2 separate regions of the Homo sapiens genome follow, and region 1 is linked to region 2. The links are chromatin loops, found by intact Hi-C in ENCODE. Cell type or tissue: gastrocnemius medialis. All regions are shown on one strand. Links, peaks and the distances in the headings refer to the core of each region. The heading gives the core; the rest is flanking DNA. Region 1 overlaps BCL2L13 (BCL2 like 13). Region 2 holds the start of LOC105372850 (a long non-coding RNA gene).

What was found. Peaks named below come from ENCODE experiments on the same cell type or tissue, not always from the same donor. Only the 100,000 strongest peaks of a DNase experiment are listed, where the experiment ranks them.
Region 1: it touches region 2 in a loop (3-fold over the local background); 1 of 110 quality-filtered maps calls a loop at or near these places.

Annotation. Positions count from the first base shown.
Region 1 is chr22:17,667,281-17,676,125 of GRCh38, reverse strand. All of the region lies in intron 2 of BCL2L13 (BCL2 like 13), which reads right to left. Among named protein-coding and RNA genes, the nearest start is that of BCL2L13, 33 kb to the right of the region's middle. In gastrocnemius medialis, for the core only: no CTCF peak of the experiment used is centred there; DNase peaks (open chromatin) are centred at 2,685 and 4,225; H3K27ac peaks cover 6,286 bases.
Region 2 is chr22:17,567,474-17,576,318 of GRCh38, reverse strand. It overlaps SLC25A18 (solute carrier family 25 member 18), which reads right to left. Exons shown (of 11, transcript NM_031481.3): 2 at 6,333-6,395. LOC105372850 (a long non-coding RNA gene) reads left to right here and starts at 6,241. Exons shown (of 3, transcript XR_001755420.2): 1 at 6,241-6,341. RefSeq lists enhancers at 6,148-6,898, 6,899-7,650. In gastrocnemius medialis, for the core only: no CTCF peak of the experiment used is centred there; DNase peaks (open chromatin) are centred at 428, 5,298 and 6,004; H3K4me3 peaks cover 2,168 bases; H3K27ac peaks cover 5,140 bases.

The DNA of each region.
Region 1 (8,845 bases), core at 314-8,313, 100 kb before region 2:
GAGATAAATGCCCAATCGACAGGTGCTCCCACTCACCAATTCTTTTCATGCTCTAAAATTGTATTATTAGATAATTATCTTTCCTGGCCCCTTATCTCTGTGAACAGAAATTAGCTCATCACAGATTTTTAATCAAAGATGCTTATACAGAACCTGCTTTCCACACTGTGAAAGGTAGGAATAGCAGGACAACCTCTGTCAGTTTAGATAATGCCATGTAATATAAAATAAGGCTGTTTTAACACAAACTAGGAGAAATCTTGACAGGCAGTTATTCTTGCTCTTCAATTGCTGCTAGAGAGAATGGCTTAATATGTGTTGCTTAAATTTGTTGGACATTGCACAACAAATTGATTGGGGAAGTTTTACTAAAAAGCTGTATTCCTGAATACCAGATGTTCTGCAACCTGTTTCCAAGGGTGGCTTGCCTCTAATGGACTTGCCTTCAATTTTTTTCCAGGCTAAGGTAATCTCTGTCATACTCAACAATGTAAGAATTTTGATCAATCACTGTCATAAGCTACAGTGAATGAACGTGCTTTTAAGAGAAATCAATCCTTCTTGTAGCTACTAACACTCCTTCAAACATACTTCAATGACAGAAACAGAAATAACAACCAGGCTGAAAAAAGTTAGCCCTCTATTCCACAAAAACATTTCTAACTTAATATCTATCATTCTACTCTTGACCTCCCCTTAATCAGAAACTCAGAACACCTACACGTTTTAGACTTCTTGCAGATAATATAACCTATTGGATCCATTTTTCTACAAGGTTTGAATTGTAGACCTCATGATTTGCCCACCCTGGTCTCCCAAAGTGCTGGGATTACAGGAGTGAGCCACCGCGTCTGGCCGATATTGACAACATTTTCTACTGCATTTCTGTGTCCTATGTTATAAAGCTCTTAGTGGGAAAAAAGAAATCTTTTAAAAAACTATTTTCCAACCAAAAGGAACTAGTATAGCTTCTAAATTATAGGGGTAAAAGATTCCTGGAACTAAATATACCCTCTGTTTTATAGTATATATATGTGTGTGTGTGTGTGTATACATATGTATGTATGTATGTATTTGGCTTTCCCAAGAACCAAATTCACAGCTCAGCACTAGTATAATTGTAGAGGATCTCACAGACTACTTACCTATCTATGATCTGTTATTCCTACTATAGACATGTACAATTTTCCTACTCCTGATTTTTTTATTTACTATTTGGATTTTTCCATTATGCATCATAAGCCACATTAAATTATATGTGGTAAGGAATTTTTTAAAAAAGTATTACTATTTGCATCCAGTATGAACTCACTGCCAATTTCTCACTATCTAACAAAACAAGCCAGATGCAGTAGCATGTTACAGTCCCAGCTACTTGGGAGGCCTAGGCAGGAAGACCCCTTGAGCTCAGGAGTTTGAGGCCATAGTGTGCTATAATCATGCCTGTGAGTAGCCACTGCACTCCAGCCTGGGCAACATAGCAAGAACTCATTTCTTTCTTTCTTTTTTTTTTTTTTTTTGAGACAGAGTCTCACACGGTTGCCCAGGCTGGAGTGCAGTGGCACGATCTCTACTCACTGCAACCTCCGCCTCCTGGGTTCAAATGATTTTCCCACCTCAGCCTCCCTAGTAGCTGGGATTACAGGCGCCCGGAACCATGCCTGGCTAATTTCCTATATTTTTAGTAGAGACAGGGTTTCACTATGTTGGCCAGGCTGGTCTTGAACTCCTGACCTTGTGATCCGCCCGCCTCAGCCTCCCAAAGTGCGTAAGCCACTGTGCCCCGCCAGCAAGAACCTATCTCTAAAAAACAAAACAAACAAAAACCTCAAACATATTATTCTACATTTTTGCTCAACATAAACTGTCCTTCTGTTTCCTGATAATTCAAATTCTGTCTATCCTTGAAAAACCAATGTAACTCTCTACTTCAAAATGTCTTCACTGACTATTATGTTTACAGGTCTATCACTGACCTTAAACATTTATACATTTAGTCTGTGTCACAAAGTTTAACACTTAAAAATACACTATCCTATGCTGTTTGATGATTTTGTACTTTATTATCATCATTCTAAACAGATTACAAACACTTTGGGATATACTTCCTTTGTCCTAGACTTGTGTGAAATATGGACTAAAAAAATATTCAAATACTTGACAGCTACCACTATCTACTATGATAAAAACTTAGAGTTACAACGTAAAGATTTATATGTACAGATGAAAAGCTCACTGTATTCTCTATGTATACATGGCAACCTCGCTAGGGAGAGGAGACACTTAAAAAAACACAATAAAATAAGAATTATAAATAAATTCAAAGGAATTAAAAAAATACAAAGTTCCCATTCCAGCAGGTGTAGCTTAAAAATACAAATAAATAAAAAATACAAAGTTATCAGTATATTTTGAGGACAGCTCAAATGACAAAAGGTAAAAGAAATAAGGCCGGGCGCAGTGGCTCATGCCTGTAATCCCAGCACTTTGGGAGGCCGAGGCAGGCGGATCACGAGGTCAGGAGATCGAGACCAGTCTGGCTAACACAGTGAAACCCCATCTCTACTAAAAATACAAAAAAAAAAAAAAAAATTGCCAGGCATGGTAGTGGGCGACTGTAGTTCCAGCTACTCAGGAGCCTGAGGCAGGTGAATGGCATGAATCTGGGAGGCAGAGCTTGCAGTGAGCCGAGATCGCACCACTGCACTCCAGCCTGGGTGACAGTGACGGAGTGAGGCTCTGTCTCAAAAAAAAAAAAAAAAAAGAAAGAAAAGAAAATGAGAAGTCATATTGCATCAGGCAAATATGACAACAGACCAACTGCATAGATAGGAAGATAAATAGAGCATTTATTTATGGCGATGAGTCACGATGGAGATACTGAGAACTAGGAATGGAAAGAATAAGACCTCCACTATTACTTGCATACTTATGAGAGTTTAATCAGTGACTGAATCATAGAACTTTACAGGTTTATAGTCTGTAAAGGCTGTCAAGTCTATCCTCATTACATAAAGAATATGAGACTTCAGAGAATTTAATGACTAGCCCAAGTTCTAATAAATAACAGAGAAATAACATTAGAAACTACATATTCTGGTAAATAGAATTATTATTGACTCCCAGGACATACGACTATAATTTTTGACGCACAGTGACAAGGAATACATGAATGCTTTATCTGCCATCTGTCATCTGCCCCTTTTTGGAAAATCTACATACCCAAAACATACATACACCCACACACATCCAATCACACCACCATCAATACCACCACCATCCCACAAAGCAAATGACAAAAATGTCATGGTTACCATATGCCTCACCCCACCAGATTAAAGAAAAGCAGCTGATTAAAGGAGAGCTTATTCTCTTGAGACTAATGTGATGCTGATTACACATGACAAGTTGTCATACTTCATAATAAACCATGTGGAAAACCTAAACCAGAAAATGTCTGCTGCTGTTAGGACACAAAGGCTATTTATTTAGCTGACCAGTGACACAGAGAGATTCAGTGATTTGCATTTAATTAATCCTCTCCACCTAGTTTTTCTAAAGCACAGAGCTACGCAGTGGGGCCAATGCTGCATAAATTCTGGACTATAAACCAAGATACAAATATTTCAAAGATAAACAGACTTTAGCACACTAAGTCCCACCCACTTGTTTCAAATGAAGTCAAGTGAGTCAGTAATCATTATATTCCAGCCCTAAAATTCATTCAGAGCTATCAAAGTGAATAGAAGATTAACAAGTTTAGCCAAGTTGAATGGACTAGAGCTCCCAGAGCAAAATACTTTCGAAATCTATGGTTCCCCAAACTGGAAACACATTTAAATTACCTATAAAACACATTAAATTATAGATTCCCAAGTCCTAGCATGCAGTATCTGGTCCTGTAGGTCTAGGGTAGAGCTCCATGATCTTTGTTTTAGCAAGTATTCAGGCAATTAGCCTTGCGATAACACTCTAGGCAGTCCAAATAATTACAATCAAATCAAAAAGGTCCATTGAACATATAGACAGAATGGTTCAATTGTTCATTAAATAGCAAAAACAAATACCTCAAAATATACCTTACTGGACCAGCAATTAAGAAACCAGATGTTGGCCGGGCACAGTGGCTCATGCCTGTAATCCCAGCATTCTGGGAGGCCAAGGCGAGCGGATCACCTGAGGTCAGGAGTTTGACACCAGCCTGGCCAACATGGTGAAATGACATCTCTACTAAAAATACAAAAATTGGCTGGGCGTGATGGCGCGCTCCTTTAATCCCAGCTACTCAGGAGGCTGAGGCATGAGAATTGCTTGAACCCAGAAGGCAGAGGTTGCAGTGAGCAGAGATTGCACCACTGCACTCCACTCCAGCCTGGGAAAGAGTGTGAGACTCTGTCTGAAAAAGAAAACAGATGTTTGGGGCAGAGTGGCACTTTGGGAGGCTAAGGCATAAAGATCGCCTGAGCTCAGAAGTTTGAGACCAGCCTGAGGAACATGGCGAAACAAATGTCTCTACAAAAAAAATAAATAAATAAAGGAGCAAGATTTTTTTTTTTTTTTGAGATGTAGCCTCACTCTGTTGCCCAGAATGGAGTGCATGGCGCGATCTCAACTCACTTCAACCTCTGCTGCCCAGGTTCAAGCGATTCCCCTGCCTCAGCCTCCTGAGTAGCTGGGACTACAGGCGCCCGCCACAACTCCTGGCTAATTTTTTTTTTTTTTTTTTTTTTTTGAGATGGAGTCTCGCTCTGTCACCCAGGCTGGAGTGCAGTGGCGTGATCTTGGCTCACTGCAAGCTCTGTCTCCCGGGTACACGCCATTCTCCTGCCTCGGCCTTCCCAGTAGCTGGGACTACAGGCACCCACCATCACACCCACCTAATTTTTTGTATTTTTAGTAGAGAAGGGGTTTCACCGTCTTAGCCAGGATGGTCTCGATCTCTTGACCTCATGATCTACCCACCTCGGCCTCCCAAAGTGTTGGCATTACAGGTGTGAACCACCGTGCCCGGCCAATTTTTTGTATTTTTAATAGAGACAGGGTTTCACCATGTTAGCCAGGATGGTCTCGATCTCTTGACCTCATGATCTGCCCACCTCGGCCTCCCAAAGTGCTGGCATTACAGGTGTGAGCCACTATGCCCAGTCTTTTGTTTTGTTTTAAACAACCAAATTCCAGACAGCCAATCATGATTGCAGTTTTCAGGTTCTAGCGTTATCATACCCCCTAAGCATCTTGCAGATTGGGAGACAGACTGATGGAGGACAGATCTGAGGGAAAAGAATGCAGAATTCCACCATGCACCACCCAAGGTCTGGCTTCACAGTGGTCGAGATCAACCATCTTCTGTTCCTGATAGAAAAGCTAAGATAAGAATGAAACAGTACACATCTCTGGAAATAATATATTATGGCTCAATTTCAAATTGGGTTATACAAATCTGCCTTGAAAAGCTGATGTAAGCCGGGCGCAGTGGCTCATGCCTGTAATCCCAGCACTTTGGGAGGCCGAAGCAGCCGAGGTCGGGGGCTTGAGACCAGCCTGACCAACATGGAGAAACCCCATCTCTACTAAGAACACAAAATAAGCCAGGCATGATGGCGCATGCCTGTAATCCCAGCTACTTGGGAGGCTGAGGCAGGAGAATCACTTGAACCTGGGAGGCAGAGGTTGCGGTGAGCCAAGATCACGCCATTGCACTCCAACCTGGGCAACAAGAGCGAAACTCTGTCTTAAAAAAAAAAAAAAAAAAGCTGATTTGAGATAGCAGGACTCCCCAAATTGATCTACACATTAATGTAATCCCCATCAAAATTCCAACTCTGTTTTTTCCAGAAATAGACAAGCCAATCCTAAAATTAATATGGAAATGCAAGAGACACAGAATAGTCAAAGCAATCTTGGAAAAGGAAGAACAAAGTTGAAGGGCTCACACTTCATAATTTCAAAATTTACTACAAAGCTACAGCAATAAAAATAGTATGGTATAACAACAGGTATACAGACCAATGGAATTGAATTGAGAAGGGAAAAATAAATCCATACATATATGGTCAATTGATTTTTGAGAAAGGTACCAAGGTCAACCAATGGGAGAAAGAATAACTTTTCAACAAATGGTGCTGAGACAACAACAAGAGATCCCCATGTGTATTAGTCCATTTTCTTTTGTTTATGAAAGAATACCTGAAACTGGATAGTTTATAAAGAAAAGGAATTTATTTCTCACAGTTCTGGAGGCTGAGAAGTCCAAGGTTGAGGGGCTGCCTTTGACCTCAAACAGAGTCCCGAGGCAGCACAGAGTATTACATGGCGAGGGGGCTGAGCATGCTAATGTGTGAGCTCCAGGTCTCTCTTCCTCTTCTAATAAAGCCACTGGTTCCACTCACATAACTCATTAATCCATTAACCCACGAATGGATTAATCCATTTGTAACGGCTACTATATTTTGCTTTGTTTAAACCCTCCAAATCTCATGTTGAGAGTTGATCCCAAATGCTGGAAGTGGGGATTAATGGGAGGTGTTTGGGTCACGGGAGTGCATCCCTCATGGATGACCTGGTACCATCTTCAAGGTTCTCAGTGAGTTCTTGCTCAGTTCCTTTCTGCCAGAACTAGTTGTTAAAAAGAGCATGGCACCTCCCTTCCTATTCTCACTGGCCTCTGTTCTTGTCATGTGATCTCTGCACACATGAGCTTCCCCTTTTCACCATGAGTGGAAGCAGTTTGAGGCCCTCACCAGATGCAGACGCCAGTGCCATGCTTCTTAAACAGCCTGAAGAACCAAGAGCCAGGCCAGGTGCGGTGGCTCACGCCTGTAATCCCAGCACTGTGGGAGGCCGAGGCGGGCAGATCACGAGGTCAGGAGATTGAGACCATCCTGGCTAACATGGTGAAACCCCGTCTCTACTAAAAATACAAAAAACTAGCCGGGTGTGGTGGCAAGCACCTGTAGTCCCAGCTACTCAGGAGGCTGAGGCAGGAGAAAGGCGTGAACCTGGGAGGCGGAGCTTGCAGTGAGCTGAGATCGCACCACTGCACTCCAGCCTGGGCGACAGAGCGAGACTCCGTCTCAAAAAAAAAAAAAAAAAAAAGAAAGAAACAGGAGCCAAATAAACTTCTTTTCTTTATAAATTACCCAGCCTCGGGTGTACCTTTATAGCAATATAAATGAACTAAGACAAGGACAACGTGCTCAAGATGCAATTACCTCTAAAAGCCCTCATCTCCTAATACTGCCACATTGGGAGCTAAGTTACAATATGAATTTGAGGGGACACTGAAACCACAGTACTATGCAGAAGAACTTATCTGAATCCCTACTTCAAACCATATGTAAAAATTAACTCAAAACAGATCAGGCCAAGCGCAGTGGCTCACGTCTGTAATCCCAGCACTTTGGGAGGCCAAGGCAGGTGGATCACGAGGTCAGGAGTTCGAGACCAGCCTGGCCAACATGGTGAAACCCCATCTCTACTAAAAATACAAAAATTAGCCAGGCATCGTGGTGCACGCCTGTGGTGCATGCCTGTAATCCCAGCTACTTGGGAGGCTGAGGCAGGAGAATTGCTTGAACCCAGGAAGGTGGAGGTTGCAGTGAGCTGAGACAGCACCACTGCACTCCAGCCTGGGCGACAGAGCGAGACTCCATCTCAGGAGAAAAAAAAAAAAACACAGATCAAAGACCTAAATTTAAAAGCTAAAACTATAAAATTCTCAGAAGGAAACACAGGTGAAAATGTACATGACCTTGTATTAGCCAATGGTTTCTTAGATAAGACACTCAAAGCATAATAAAAAAACGTTAAGACAGGTAGGGCACGGTGGCTCACGCCTGTAATCCCAGCACTTTGGGAGGCTGAGGTGGGCAAATCATCTGAGGTCAGGAGTTCAAGACCAGTCTGGCCAACATGGTGAGACCCCCATCTCTACTAAAAACACAAAAAATTAGCCTGGCATCGTGGTGTGCGCCTGTAATCCCAGCTACTTGGGAGGGTGAGGTGGAAGAATTGCTTGAAGCTGGGAGACGGAGGTTACAATGAGCCAAGATAGTGCCACTGCACTCCAGCCTGGGCGACAGAGCGAGACTGTCTCAAAAAAAAAAAAGAATAGGCAACTACAAGCCCTTCCTCATGCTCTCAAAAAAAAAAAAAAAAAAAAAGACAAACTGGAATTCACCAAAATTAAAAATGTTTGTATGTCAAAGGATACTGCCAAGAAAGTAAGTAAAAAGACAAACTATAGCATGAATGAAAATATCTAGCAATCATGTATCTGATAAGAATCTGGTGACCAAAACATATAAAGAATTCTTACAACTGCCCGCGGTGGCTCACGCCTGTAATCCCAACACTTTGGGAGGCCAAGGCGGGCAGATCACTAGAGGTCAGGAGTTCCAGACCAGCCTCGCCAACATGGTAAAACTCCGTCTCTACTAAAAATACAAAAATTAGCCAGGTATGGTGGCAGACACCCATAATCCCGGCTACTCAGGAGGTGGGGGCAGGAGAATCGCTTGAACCTGGGAGGCTGAGGTTGCAGTGAGCTGAGACCACACCACTATATTCCAGCCTGGGCAACAGAGATAGACTCTGTCTCAAAAACAACAATAACAACAAAGACTTCTTACAACTCAATTTAAAAAAACTCAAGTAGGCCAAGTGCGGTGGCTCACGCCTGTAATTCCAGCACTTTGGGAGGCCAAGGCGGGCAGATCACATGAGGTCAGGAGTTCGAGACTAGCCTGACCAACATGGCGAAACCCATCTGTACTAAAAATACAAAAATTAGCCAGGCGTAGTGGTGGGCACCTGTAATCCCAACTACTCAGGAGGCTTAGGCAGG
Region 2 (8,845 bases), core at 359-8,358:
GCAGTGGTGCGATCTTGGCTCACTGTGTAACCTCCGCCTCCTGGGTTCAAGCTATTCTCCTGCCTCAGCCTCCTGAGTAGCTGGGACTACAGGCTCACACCACCACGAATGGCTAATTTTTGTATTTTTAGTAGAGATGGGGTTTCACCATGTTGGCCAAGATGGTCTCCATCTCCTCACCTCCTGATCTGCCCGCCTCAGCCTCCCAAAGTGCTGGGATTACAGGCATGAGCCACCATGCCCGGCCTCCTCTACCTTCTTTTCTGAAGGAATTTAGAGGGTGTAGGGGGTATTGGGGTAGAAAAGATCATCTAAGTGCTGGGATGCAGAACAATGAGAAAACACATCTGGAACTCTTTGGAAACAAAGTGGGAAAGGACTAGAAAAGCAGCCAGCTGGAAGACAGAGGCTCCCTGTCACCGCCTTGGGATGCAGCATCTGGCCATGACATTGTGTCACTGTGCACTGGGAAGACAAGTGCATTCACAATTTACATGTGATAACTGAATCATATTGAGAAGAAGAAATTTGATACACGGGAAATAGCATGTTTGCATGTTCTTAGTGTCAAAAGGTGGAATGCAGTGGGTGAGCATACCCCATTCTAGGACTTGCCCTTTCCCCCTTGCTATTCCGGGTTAGTTGCACTGGGAACTGCCACGTCCCTGGAACTCCATCCCCTGGCTACTGTTCACTGTGTAAGGATGGAGACCTGACTTAAGCTGAATGATTCAACCCCTTCCATAGGAATTTTTAAAGTGTATGCAGCCTCTTTTAGGGGCATTTTACCTGTAACAGATAAAACTTGGGGCCCATCAGCAAACTTGTCACATGATTGAGGAAACAGAGATAAATAAAGCAGACCCGCAGAGATGATGCAAGGCGGGAGAGACTTCTGCCTTATTACTGCACAGCGATCCACTTTATTCCTGACCTTGACCACAAAAAGGGTCTCCCACTATGCTTCTAATGAGGTGACTTATTGTCTTAAGATAGTAGAGTTCTGTAACTTGGTAACCAAAGAGTGCTTAATAAATACATTTTTAAAACCCTCACATTCCATTTAATGGCAACTGAGCGGCTTAGACAGTGCGTGCTGAAAGGCTCAGAGGTGTGCAGAGTCACTAAGGGCTGGCTTGGAGAAGTGGGACTTAAAGAATAAGAGAGCACGGGGCACAGTGGCTCACACCTGTAATCCCAGCACTGTGGGAGGCCGAGGCAGGTGGATCACCTGAGGTCACGAGTTTGAGACTAGCCTGGCCAATGTGGTGAAACCCGGTCTCTACTAAAAATGTAACAATTAGCTGGGCGTGGTGATGCATGTCTGTAATCCCAGGTACTCAGAAGGCTGAGGCAGGAGAATCGCTTGAACCTGGGAGGCGGAGGTTGCAGTGAGTTGAGATCGCACCACTGCACTCTAGCCTGGGCGACAGAGCGAGACTCCATCTCAAAAAATACATATATAAATAATAATAATAATAATAATAAAGGGAACATTGGCCAGGCACAGTGGCTCACGCCTGTGATACCAGCATTCTGGGAGGCCGAGGGTGGGTGGATCAGGAGGTCAGGAGTTCGAGACCAGCCTGGCCAACATAGTGAAACTCCGTCTCTACTAAAAACACAAAAATCAGTCAGGCGAGACGTGATGGCACGTGCCTGTAATCCCAACTGCTCGGGAGGCTGACGCAGGAGAATCGCTTGAACCCGGGAGGTGGTGATTGCAGTGAGCCGAAACGACGCCATTGCACTCTAGCCTGGGCGACAGAGCAAGACTCCATCTCAAAAAAAAAAATAAAAAAAAAAAAGAATAAGGAAGCATTTAAAAGCAGAAGGTGGGGCGTGCAGACCCTGGATGTGGGCTTGGTGTGAGCAGAGGGTTCAGGGAACAGAACTGTGGGAAGGAGGCTGCAAAGGCAGGTTAGGCCACACGTGGGGAGCCTGGGTGGCTAGAGACAGCATGTGCCCTCCTAAAAGGGAATTTTTTTGTTTTCTTTTTGATTGGCATTTTCACAACATGAAAAGTGAATTTTTAAATGTGATCCTGTAGGCAGTAACAAAACACTGAATACTTCTTTTTTTCAGGGGACAAGATCTGGCTCTGTTGCCCAGGGTGGAGCGCCGTGGCGCAATCTCAGCTCACTGCAACCTCTGCTTCCCAGGCTCAAGCGATCCTCCCACCTCAGCCTCCCAAGGAGTTGGGACCATAGGTGTATGACACCATGTCAGGCTATTTTTTTAAAAAAAATTTTTGTAGAGATGGGTTTTGCCATGTTGCCCAGACTGGTCTTGAACTCCTGAGCTCAGCTGATCCGCACACCTCCACCTCCCGAAGTGTCGGGATTACAGGCGTGAGCCACACTGAATGCTTTTAAGGGGGAAAATACCACATTGAATGTAGTATGAGGACAGTTATTCTGGAAGAATGGGTTGAGGGGAGTCAGTGAGAGGCCAATTAGGAGACCCTTCAGAGTAAAACAATGAAGTGGAGAGGGAGGGATTAGGGAGAAGGGGTAGAGAACAAGGGTTACTGGGAGAGAACTTTGTAGAGAGCCTTGGTGACTGTCCAGGGCTGAACCGCAGAGAACCATGGAGCTGTCTCAGCTCTGAGGTGAGGAATGAAGGATGCAAGTTAGGAACCGAAGCTGCCTGCAGGGAAGGAGAGAGATGGGGTCAGTGGGGCTTCGGGAACTCTCTCCTCAGCACTGTGGGAAGGAAGTCAGCCAGCAGGCACACCGGCTTGACAGAAAGAACACCTCAGCTGTAGACACCATGCTGCCGTGGCTGGCCTTGGGCTAGTCCTCCAGCCCCCAGGTGCCCCATTTCCAGGAGTATTTCCAGATACTGAGTCCTACCTCCTCACCACTCCAGACTCTATTTTTCAAACGTGGAGGTGGCTAAGGATGGTTCTGGTGTAGAGTCAGAAGCAGACAGGTTTTGGGGGGAAGTGGGGAGGAAGTCAGAGAGGAGGTGCAGCACTGTCAACTGATCTCACCACTCAGCAGCATTCAGAGGCTACTCCGGCCACCCCTGCCTGAATCCCACCACCAGAACTAACCTGTGGCCCACCCTGTCTGTTTTGCTAGAAAATAATGAGCTAACAGGAATGATCCATGACTTTTTGTTACTAATGAACATCTGCTCCCTTTCTTAAAGTGCTTAAAGTAATAGAAAAAATAGTAGAAAATCCAGAAGGTACAGAAAACTGTAAAAGGTCTCACTCTGTTGCCCAGGCTAGAGTGCAGTGGCGTGATCTTGGCTCACTGCAGCCTCAACTTCCTTGACTCAAGGGATCCTCCCGCCTCAGCCTCCTGGGTTGTTGAGACTACAGGTGTGCACCATCACGCCCGGTTAATTTTTAAAAAATTATTTGTAGAGGGCTGGGCGCCATGGCTCATGCCTGTAATCCCAGCACTTCGGGAGGCCGAGGCGGGCGGATCACGAGGTCAGGAGATTGAGACCATCCTGGCTAACACGGTGAAACCCCGTCTCTACTAAAAATACAAAAAATTAGCCGGGCGTGGTGGCGGGCGCCTGTAGTCCCAGCTACTCGGGAGGCTGAGGCAGGAGAATGGTGTGAACCCGGGAGGCGGAGCTTGCAGTGAGCCGAGATCGCGCCACTGCACTCCAGCCTGGGCGACAAAGCGAGACTCCGTCTCAAAAAAAAAAAAAAAAAAAAAATTTATTTGTAGAGATGGGGTCTCGCCATGTTGCTAAGGCTGGTCATGAATGCCTGGGCTCAAACAGTAATCCCACCTCAACCACTCAAAGTGCTGGGATTACAGGCGTGAGACACCACACCCAGTGGAAAAGTGATTCTTTTTTTTTTTTTTGAGATGGAGTTTTGCTCTTGTTGCCCAGGCTGGAGTGCAATGGCACGATCTCGGCTCACTGCAACCTTCACCTCCAGAGTTCAAGCAATTCTCCTGCCTCAGCCTCCTGAGTAGCTGAGATTACAGGCATGCGCCAGCATGCCCACCTATATTTCTGTATTTTTAGTAGAGATGTGGTTTCTCCATGTTGGTCAGGCTGGTCTTGAACTCCCGATCTCAGGTGATCCGCCCACCTTGGCCTCCCAAAGTGCTGGGATTACAGGGGTGAGCCACTGTGCCCAGCCGATTCTCCTTTTTTTGAGATGGAGTCTCACTCTGTTGCCCAGGCTGGAGTGCAGTGGCGTGATCTCGGCTCGCTGCAACCCCTGCCTCCCAGGTTCCAGTGATTCTCCTGCCTCAGCTTCCTGAGTAGCTGGGATTACAGGCACGCACCACCACACCTGGCAAAGTTTTTTGTTTTTTTTTTCTGAGACGGGAGTCTTGCTCTGTTGCCCAGGCTAGAGTGCAGGGGCATGATCTCGGTTCACTGCAACCTCCGCCTCCTAGGTTCAAGCGATTCTCCTGCCTCAGCCTCCCAGTAGCTGCGATTACAGGCACGAGCCACCATGCCCGGCTAATTTTTGTATTTTAGTAAATACGGGGTTTCACCATGTTGGCCAGGGTGGTCTCAAACTCCTCACCTCAACTGATCCGTCTGCCTTGGGCCCAGACTTTTTTTTTTTTTTTTCTTTTTGAGACAGTCTCACTGCATTGCCCAGGCTGGAGTGCGGTGGTGTGACCTTGGCTCACTGCAACCTCTGCCTTCTGGGTTCAAACAGTTCTGCCTCAGCCTCCCAAGTAGCTAGGATTACAGGCGTGCTCCATCACGCCCGGCTAATTTGTGCATTTTTACCCTGTTGTCCAGGCTGGTCTTGAACTCGTCAGCCTCAAGTGATCTGCCCACATCAGCTCCCCAAAGTGCTGGAATTACAGGCCTGAGCCACTGCGCCCCGGCTGGAGAAGTGATTCTTAATACATTGTAACTGAGGGTCATATTGTGAACAAGACACACTATTTAGAGAAATGATACTAGCTGCTGAGCTGCAGGGAGGAGCGTGCTGGAGTTTTCCAAGCTCCTCAGATCACATAGCTTTTCGTTCTTCCTGTTTAAAAACGTCCCATTCCCTTGGCTTGACTCCTCTGGCTTCCCCTTCTGTGCAGCCACTGCTAGATCACCACAGATTGTCCCTCCGGATGCCTGAGGGCTCCTAACTCAGCTCCTTGCCTTCAGCCTTGTTGCCTTCAAATCCACCTTCCAAACGGCCAAGTGGGTGAAAGGGCGCGGGGGCTGCCTTCCCACGGCTCTCGGGACAGGCTCCCACTCCCGCACAACCTGCCCTGGTTTTCCTCTCCCTCACCCCCTGCTTTCAACTTTTGCTTTCGGAACACGTCAGTCTTGCTTCCGAGTCTTGCACATACTGTCCCCTTCACCCAGGACACTCTTTCCGCATCCAAACCCAGTGATTTACAAACTGTTCTTTGGGCTTCAGCTCAGACGTCACCTCCTCCCACATGCCTTTCTGGAGTCACCCCATTCTTGGCTAGGAGCCCTCTCCTGTTAACCCATTGAATATTCAGTTGCAGCACTTACTGCATTACATTGACACTGACTTGCTTCCCCATGAAAATTACCAGTTATTTGTGAGTTAAGACGGTCTTGAGGCTGGGCACGGTGGCTCACGCCTGTAATCCTAGCACTTTGGGAGGCCAAGGCGGGCAGATCACCTGAGGTTAGGAGTTCGAGACCAGCCTGGCCAACATGCTGAAGCCCCATCTCTACTAATAGAAAAAAAAATTAGCCAGGCATAGTGGCATGCACCTGTAGTCCCAGCTACTCGGGAGGCTGAGGCAGGAGAATTGCTTGAACCCAGGAGGCGGAGGTTGCGGTGAGCCGCCATCATGCCACAGCACTCCAGCCTGGGCGACAGAGTAAAACTGTCTCAACAACAACAAAAAGTCTTGGGGCAGTATCCTGGCCACGGCGCAGAGGCATCCAGTAAGCATCCTCAAATCAAGAAGCCACAATGACTCCCCATCTGACTTTGCTGTCAGACTTGTCACGAGACTGCTGGCTCCACTGTAGAGCTGTGCTCATTTATTCCCACTGTGAGGAGCTGGGTTGGGGGCCTCAGGGTGATGACCACGTCCCCGCCTACTTCCTCTTATTAGCAGAGCAAGGGTGAGTGTTCCCAGGAATGAGCCCCTCACACTAGTAGCCAGGAGCCAGTTCTTGACTTATTGCCAAGAAAATCACTTGCTTCCTGGCTTGGATGTTGCCTGGGATACCCCATGGTCAGGGGCGGCCACTTCCTCGTGCCCACCCCTTCTGACTCTATCCAACAAATGGGATGAGTGTCCCTGTCCCACTGGCTGCTCTTCCCCTTTCCCCCAATGGTTTATTTGCTAGAAGAGTCTTTTCCTACCAACTCTGAGCTTGATGCAGACAGACAAGACACTTACCTGCTTTCGGTAAGAACCTCTGCCTTTTCTGGAACCCAGGATATAGTTCAGATCGCTGCTGAGCTGCAGGGAGAGGTGGCTTTCAGTGTCAGCCAGCTTGGACTGGTTTTCCCTTCTGTGGTCAGTTTCCCTCCCTCTGCCTCCCCCTCATCACCACTGCAGGGTTCCAGACTCTCACCGCACACTGCACCTTCAAATAGGTTGGGTTTGAAGCAAAACCCAAAGAGGCTACTATCCAGTCAAGCCACGCTGCACCTCCCCAGGTGGCAAGTAGGTTGCTGTTTACTTGGTGGCTAGTATGACTCGGACAAAAAGTCCAGGCTGGGAAAAGATTTTAACAAGGCAGCTTGGGGGTGAGGGGAGATTCACCGCCCACTCAGAGACCTGGAAGCCAGGGAGGAGGACAAACACTGAAAATCAATGCAACGCAAACACTTTTGCAAGACATTTGGTGCCAGAAGCAAATCTCTGCTTCTCAGTCTCATGCACTTTTCTTACTGCTGATAACCGGCTATTTCAATGATCCTGGGAGGCATCCTCCCTGCAGGAACACATTTTCCTTTCACTTTGCATGTATTTGTTGGGGGCTATCACGTGCTCAGCTGCAGGAGGGCTGCAATGTAGTTTTGGCACATTCTCAATGCTTAAGAATGTTACAAGTGTAAAAAGCAAAGAAGAGGGCTGGGCGCGGTGGCTCACGCCTGTAATCCCAGCACTTTGGGAGGCCGAGGCGGGCGGATCACGAGGTCGGGAGATGGAGACCATCCTGGCTAACATGGTAAAACCCCGTGTCTACTAAAAATACAAAAAATTAGCTGGGCGTGGTGGCGGGCGCCTGTAGTCCCAGCTACTCGGGATGCGGAGGCAGGAGAATGGCGTGAACCCAGGAGGCGGAGCTTGCAGTGACCTGGGATCGCGCCACTGCCCTCCAGCCTGGCTACAGGCTGGGCGACTCCATCTCAAAAAAAAAAAAAGTAAAGAAGAGGTTCCTCTTAAAAGACTTTCCTCCCCATCTAATTAAAAATAAGTAGTAATTTCTCTTAAAAGCAAAATTTATTCAAAGACCTGTGCTAACATTCTTAAATATCTACCAGCCATAATAAAAAAAATCAATGTACTTTATACAGGCCGGGCACGGTTGCTCACGCCTGTAATCCCAGAACTTTGGGAGGCCGAAGCAGGTGGATCACAAGGTCAGGAGACTGAGACCATCCTGGCTAACACGGTGAAACCCTGTTTCTACTAAAAATACAAAAAATTAGTCAGGCGTGGTGGCAGGCGCGTGTAGTCCCAGCTACTCGGGAGGCTGAGGCAGGAGAATGGCGTGAATCCGGGACGCAGAGCTTGCAGTGAGCCGAGATCGCACCACTGCACTCCAGCCTGGGTGACAGAGTGAGACTGTCTCAAAAAAAAAAAAAAAAAAAAAAAAAAGATGTACTTTATATTCTCGGCTCCCACAGTTTAGCCTCAATATTTGCCCTGCCATACTTATACTGGTCCAAACAAACATTAGGTCATAGCCTGTTCCTCTTCCTTATTTAAAGGTGTTTTTACCTTTCTCGATATTCCACAAGTTCCTTCCTCCTTCCTTTATTCTCATCTGCCTTTTTTTTTTTTTTTGAGATGGAGTCTTGCTCTGTCACCCAGGCTGGAGGGCAGTGGTGCCATCTCGGCTCACTGCAAGCTCAGCCTCCCACGTTCACGCCATTCTCCTGCCTCAGCCTCCCGAGTAGCTGGGACTACAGGTGCCCACCACCACACCCGGCTAACTTTTTTGTATTTTTTTAGTAGAGACGGGGTTTCACCATGTTAGCCAGGATGGTCTTGATCTCCTGACCTCGTGATCCGCCCGCCTCAGCCTCCCAAAGTGCTGGGATTATAGGTGTGAGCCATCGCACCTGGCCTATTCTCCTCTGCCTTTGCCTCTTTTAAAAAGTTGTAAGTTACTAGCCAATCAAAACAAATACAAAATATAAAGTCCCATTCCAGCCAAAAAAACCAGACAGCAATAAAGTAGACCCATCAGGTTATAAACGACCCTGTCTCCTTTGTTCAGTATACTCTCGTGACAAAACTGCTAGCAAGTGTACCCTTTCTGCAGAAAGTATAAAAATGGCCTTACTAAAAAAATTAAATTTATATTCAAGTGCTATTTCTTTACGGCACCAAGGAACAAGCATTCCTACAAGTGAGTTGTGAACTCAATGCTGCTTGAGTTAAGGAAGGTTTCTTGGAGTTTTGGAGACATGGAAAGGTTTCAGGAAGAAAGTGGCAATTGATTTTGGGTTGGAGGAAAGGCAAAGATGTTGATGGAATTATAAAAGCAAGGATAGAGAGGTAAAATGGAGATCCACTGGCAAATTGTCTAATTTGGGGCAAAAGGCTGTTAAACCACGTTGGGTCTAGATGAAACAGGGCCCTGCTGCCAGGCGAAGGATCTGGGAGAGGTGAAGAATCAGCACTGGATACTTTGAAGTCAGATGCACGTTCAGATTCCAGCTCCTAAATTATGA